2 separate regions of the Homo sapiens genome follow, and region 2 is linked to region 1. A link is an interaction called in ENCODE POLR2A ChIA-PET data of the cell type or tissue named here. Cell type or tissue: B cell. All regions are shown on one strand. Links, peaks and the distances in the headings refer to the core of each region. The heading gives the core; the rest is flanking DNA.

What was found. Peaks named below come from ENCODE experiments on the same cell type or tissue, not always from the same donor. Only the 100,000 strongest peaks of a DNase experiment are listed, where the experiment ranks them.
Region 2: POLR2A ChIA-PET joins it to region 1 with 5 read pairs; 10 of 35 experiments call an interaction of 5 or more read pairs at or near these places.

The regions. Positions count from the first base shown.
Region 1 is chr10:124,165,336-124,168,249 of GRCh38, forward strand. No RefSeq gene overlaps it. Among named protein-coding and RNA genes, the nearest start is that of CHST15, 73 kb to the left of the region's middle. In B cell, for the core only: no CTCF peak of the experiment used is centred there; no DNase peak of the experiment used is centred there.
Region 2 is chr10:124,099,240-124,102,153 of GRCh38, forward strand. No RefSeq gene overlaps it. Among named protein-coding and RNA genes, the nearest start is that of CHST15, 7.1 kb to the left of the region's middle. In B cell, for the core only: no CTCF peak of the experiment used is centred there; DNase peaks (open chromatin) are centred at 521 and 1,682.

The DNA.
Region 1 (2,914 bases), core at 243-2,742:
TCAGCCTGAAGGCTGATGTGACCTCGCTGTGACTGCACTGCCTGGCTGAGACCCCTGTCACTGTCTCACTCCCCAAGGCTCCCCACCATATTCACTTTCCCCTTGCCCAAGTTATGTTGAATCTACCACCATTACTATCTGCTACTCACTGCCGTGATGCAACTAGAGCCCCTGGGCCGTCCCGGTGTCTGCCCCACTGACCGCGTCTCATCGTGAGCCCCTCCAACCACGATCATAGTGTCCCATCCTGGGGCCCTTCCTTCATGCTATGAATTGAATTGTGTCTCCTCTGAACTGCATAGGTTGTTGAAGTTCTAACCCACACTGTGATTATAATTGGAGATAGGGCTTTAGGAGGTAATTAAGACTAAGCAAAGTCATAAGGGTGGGGTTCTCATCGATGAGATTAGTGACCTTGTAAGAAAAACAGGAAGATTTCTCTCCTCTCTCTCTGGATGTGAGGACATAGGGAGTTGGTGGCTGTCTGCAAGCCGGGAGGAGGGCCCTTGCCAAGAACCAAATTGCCCTGCACCTTAATCTTGGACTTCTAGCCTCCAGAAGTGTGAGAAATAAATGTCTGTTTAAGCCACCAGGTCTATGATTCTTCATTATGGAAACTCGATCAGACTAAGACATTCCATTTAAAAATCTATTAAAAATAATATTTTACAATTGTACTGATATAAAGACAAATATATTCATATTATATATTAAAACATTTTCTTCACCTTAAAAATTTATTTACTTTTCTTCTGATAAAAAAGCATGTGGCTGAGCATGGTGGCTCACACCACTAATCCCAGCACTTTGGGAGGCAGAGGAAGGAGGATCACCTGAGGTCAGGAGTTTGAGACCAGCTTGGCTAACATGGTGAAACCCCGTCTCTACTAGAAATACAAAAATCAGCCGGCCATGGTGGCAGACACCTGTAATCCCAGGTACTCGGGAGGCTGAGGAAGGAGAATTGCTTGAACCTGGGAGGCGGAGGTTGCAGTCAGCCGAGATTGCACCACTGCATTCCTGCCTGGGTGACAGAGCAAGACTCCATCTCAAAAAAAAAAAAAAAAAAAAAAAAAAGCAAGAAAGCATTTTCATGGGTCCTAAAAGGTATCTTGGGTCCTGGGCATTGTGCCTCTCAAGTCCGATGGGTAAATCAGTATCACCTCGAGCTCTCGGCCTAAGGACTTTCCCAGTGGCAGCAGCGTACTCAGCCAGAGGCTGCAATGCAGTGCCAGGCAGTTCATGCCCCCGAGAGCAGTCCTCAGCCGAGAACACTAGGAGTTGGGGGACGGATCAGCCCCGCTTCCCTGCCTTGTGGGTAGCACCGCTCTAACGCAGGCCTAAGCTCCCACCGCCCACTGTGGCCTTCCCTTGGCTACACAGGCCCACCTTGGCTTCCCTGCCTTCCTCCCACCCACACCTGTGCCTCATGGTAAACGGATAGCTGGCATTACTTGCACTCAAATCTTTGTCTTAGGGTATGCTTTTGGCAAACCAAACCTAAAACATAATCGTTCTCTTGCACATGCAGTGGAAGCTCTCTAACCCAGCGTCCGCTTCGCAGAGTGGCTGAGTAGCCAACTCTTCCTTTCCCTTGCCTTGCCCTAAACCAAGTGACCTGATGTAGTTGGTGTACGAAGGCTGTCAGCGGAGGGGCTACTTTCAGGTGCCTTCCCACTTCTGCTCCCATCTGTCCAACTGTGAGATTACCCAGAGTCCGATGGCATGGTCCCAAACCTGTTTATGCCAGTTGTATTTGTTGTTGTAGTTATGTAATGTATTAGTCCGTTCTCACACTGCTCTAAAGAACTACCTGAGACTGGGTAGTTTACGAAAAAAAGAGGTTTAATTGACTCACAGTTCCACAGGCTTAACAGGAAGCATGACTGGGAGGCCTCAGGAAACTTACAATCATGGCAGAAGGCGAAGAGGAAACAAGCACCTTCTTCCTACGGTGGCAGGAGAGGGAGAAAGAGCAAAAGGGAAGTGCCACACTTTTAAACCATCAGATCTCGTGAGAACTCACTCATCGTTAGAACAGCAAAGGGGAAATCTGCCCCCACGATCCAATCACCTCCCACCAGGCCCCTCCTCCGATTCGACATGAGATCTGGGTGAAGACACAAATCCAAACCATATCATGTAATTTCCTTAAATATTAGTTAAACCAATGAAATATAAATGTAAAAAAGAGAGCTGCTGCTTCTATGAAAACTAAGTTGAATACTCAGGTAAGACTTGGTAGAGATAAGTTGCTAAAAATGCTGTCCATCAAATCGATGGGTAGGTTGCCATCTGTGAGAGACTGGAGAAAATGATAAAAACCTGGAAGGAGTCTAAGACACATCGCTCCACAGTATTTACGCTCTTTTTCCACTTAAAAGTGAAGCAAAACTAGAAATCGTAGATCATGTGCTGTGGACGTGGTTGGCCTGAGGGAGGGGGAGGGTGCAGGTCTTCTCTGTCCCTGCGTTTCCAAATCCACCCTCCCTCCTTCCCTGGGCCTTGGTGGGGAGAGGATGCATCTCACACCTACATCAGTGTCCAGCTCCAGTCCTCGCCCCTCTCCCCGAGCCTGGAGAATTTTCTTTTCCCTTGTGGTAAAAAACAAGTAGTCATCAAAATCCCTTATTAGGCCAAAATTCCAGCATTTGAAAACTCCAGGCCAGATTCTTCCTCTCCAGCCAACCCCAACATCCCTCTAAACAGGGGAAGGGTAAATGGATGAAGGAAAATGTTTTTGTGAGTTCAGTCTGCTATTTTTTTTTAATATTTTATTTCATTTTATTTTATTTTATTTTATTTTATTTTATTTTATTTTTTGAGATGGAGTCTCACTGTGTCGCCAGGCTGGAGTGCAGTGGCGCAATCTCCACCCACTGCAACCTCTGTCTCCTGGGTTCAAGCGATTCTC
Region 2 (2,914 bases), core at 303-2,802, 66 kb before region 1:
CTAAACACCTTTGATGCCCATCCTTAGCGCCTCCCCTGCACCAACAAGGTTAGCCAGGTCCGAGTCCACATTGCCAGGCTGTGCAGCTGTGGTCCTGCCTCTTCCCTGGGCCCGTCTCCCTCCCTGGCTCCTGGACACCCATCAGCTCCATCCACATGGCTTCCCAAAGTGGCTCAGGGGCAATAGACAGAGTGGTTCTGAAAAGATGAGTCCTGTGACAATGCCACCACAGAACACTGGTGTCTGCTTCCAGGGACTCCCTGCTCTTAGATGGGGGTTGGCTCTTAGGAGTTGCTTAGACAAAATTGAAGCCTGCTGTGGGTATGGCTGTGGGTGTGGGTGAGAGCTGGGGGCGGGGAGTGGTGTGAGCACCTGTTCAGGGGTGTGCCCCACCCCCACCAGACCCGTGCTAGGCTCACCTGAGCACTTGGGACATGGGCTGCAAGCACCCAGACTCCAGCTCTGACCTCAGCTCCACTCCTCCTTTGCTGTGACCCCCTCTGAGCCTCACATCCCTCCCCGTGACATGAAATGTGGAAGAGGATTCTCTTCTGGGACTGTCCCCTGTCAAGGGTCACCCAAAATCGGTATCACTCATTGTGAGAAGTGAACAGAAAGGGATTTCCTCCCTCTCTGAATCGACCTTCTGTTGCTGAGTAAGAAATTACCAGAACTTCATGACTTAAAGCAACATCCTTTTTTTTTTTAATCTCACAGCCTGTAGACCAGAATTCTGGTGGAGTCTCTGCTCTGGGTCTCACAAGAATGAAGGGAAGGTGTCGGTCAGGCTAGGCTCAAACCTACCGGTCCTGGGGAGGGATCCAAGTCTTAGCTGCTGATAAAACTAAGGTCCCCATTTCCTTGCTGGGTGCCAACATAGGTGCACTCTCTATGCTTAGAGGCCACCCCCATTCCTTCTATGTGGCCCTCTCCACCTTCCAAACAGCAACAGCATTTCAAGTCTTTCTCACTCTTCAAACCCCTCTGCCCTCCTTTTCTGCCAGCTTTTAAGGGCTCATGTGATTCCATTAAGCCCACCGAGGATAATTCGAAAATAACCCCCTCTGCTAAAGTCAACTGATTAGTAACCTTAATTACATTTGTAGAGTCTCGTTTCTTACGTAACCCAACATATTCACGAGCATGACACCAGGGCACAGGTAAAGGTGATGGGGGAAAAGGTCACAATTCTCCAGAGAAACAGAACCAATAAGGATGTATGTGTAAATGCACACATGTAGGTATTTGTGCACTATAAGAAACTGGCTCACATGATCATAAAAGCTAAGGAGTCCTGGCCCACAAGTCTCTGCCTGAGTCCGACTCTGAAGGCAGGAGGGGGCCGGCATCCCAGGTGAAAGACAGTGGGGCAGAGAGAGAGAGGACTCTTTCTTACTCAGCCCTATGTTCTATTAAGGCCCTTATTGAATTAGAGGAGACCCGCCCTCCCTGGGGAGGGCAGTCTGCTTTGCTCCGTCTACCAATGCAAATATTAATTTCATCCCAAAACACTCTGATGTGGTTTGGCTGTGTCCCTACACAAATCTCATCTTGAATTGTAGTTCCCATAATCCCCATGTGTTCTGGGAGGAACCTGGTGGGAGGTGATTGAATCACAGGGGCCGTTACCCTGGTACTGTTCTCATGATAGTGAGTGAGTTCTCATGAAATCTGATGGTTTTATAAGGGGCTTTCCCCAACCTTCACTCAGCATTTCTCCTTTTTGTCACCATGTGAAGAAGGGCATGTTTGCTTCCCCTTCCACCATGATTGTAAGTTTCCTGAGGCCTCCCCAGCCATGCTGAACTGTGAGTCCATTAAACCTTTTTTCTTTTTAGATTACCCAGTCTCTGGTAATGTCTTTATTAGCAGCGTGAGAATGGACTAATACATACCCCAACAGACAGGCCCAGAAAAAAATGTTTGACCAGATATCTGGGCACCCCATGGCCCAGCCAAGTTGACACAAAAATTAACCATCCCAGGGGTCATTTAAAATTCGGCCTACCTCACCCTTTGTGTTAGGAGTTCCAACCAGCTAGCTTGTCCCACTTCTTCAGGAAATATTTTCTGAGCAGGCTCCAGGGACATCACACATGAGCCTCCAGGACTCCCACCCACCCTTGGGAGGCCCACGGTCTGAAAGGCTACAGACAGGGAAGAACCAGGTGCCATGTGCACGTCAGGGCTGGGGCAGGTGGCTGCCCCCCATCAGGTGCAAGTTCTTGTGCACTCAGTGAGAAGCCAGCCCAGGCAAGTGTTCCCAGCCACATCACTCCAGGCCATGCTCAGGGATTTGCTTTACACAGGGACTCCCTGTGCAATGACTGACTCACCATGTTCTTTTGATATAGTCACACAGAAGCAGTTGACACTGAAATATACACAGGTGGAGTTCTATGGTGGCTGGGAGTTGCTTCAATAATGGGCTGTGGGATGAGCTGGGGGTGTCAAAAAATGAGACCAGCCAAGGTCATTGAGGCTGGCTGGTGGCATGCTGGCATTCATCCCTATTTCTGGTCTATATTTGGAAACATTCATTAAAAAAGGGTTTTAAAAATGCATTTTAAATGACAATTTTTGTCTTCATCACAAAGGAAAAACCACCATCATTTACCATAAAAAAAATCACAAAGTAAATACAATGAAAAGAAAACAAAGGTTACTCAACTCCAGCTAGGTACTAATGAGTCCTTTTTCCTTGTTAACAGGAATATGAGTGAGTGCCAGAGTTTAGGGCCCAGGGTCCAGCAGGCTTTCTCACAGGGATCAGTTTTTAAGAACATGCATCAGTTTTATTTTTATCTTTCTGATTTTAAGAAAGCTGATAACAAAATGCCCTTCTTAGTCTGTGGCCGTGCTGTCTTTAGTGCTAGATGTTTGCATCGCCTAGGATCCCCTGTGGTCTGGGTGA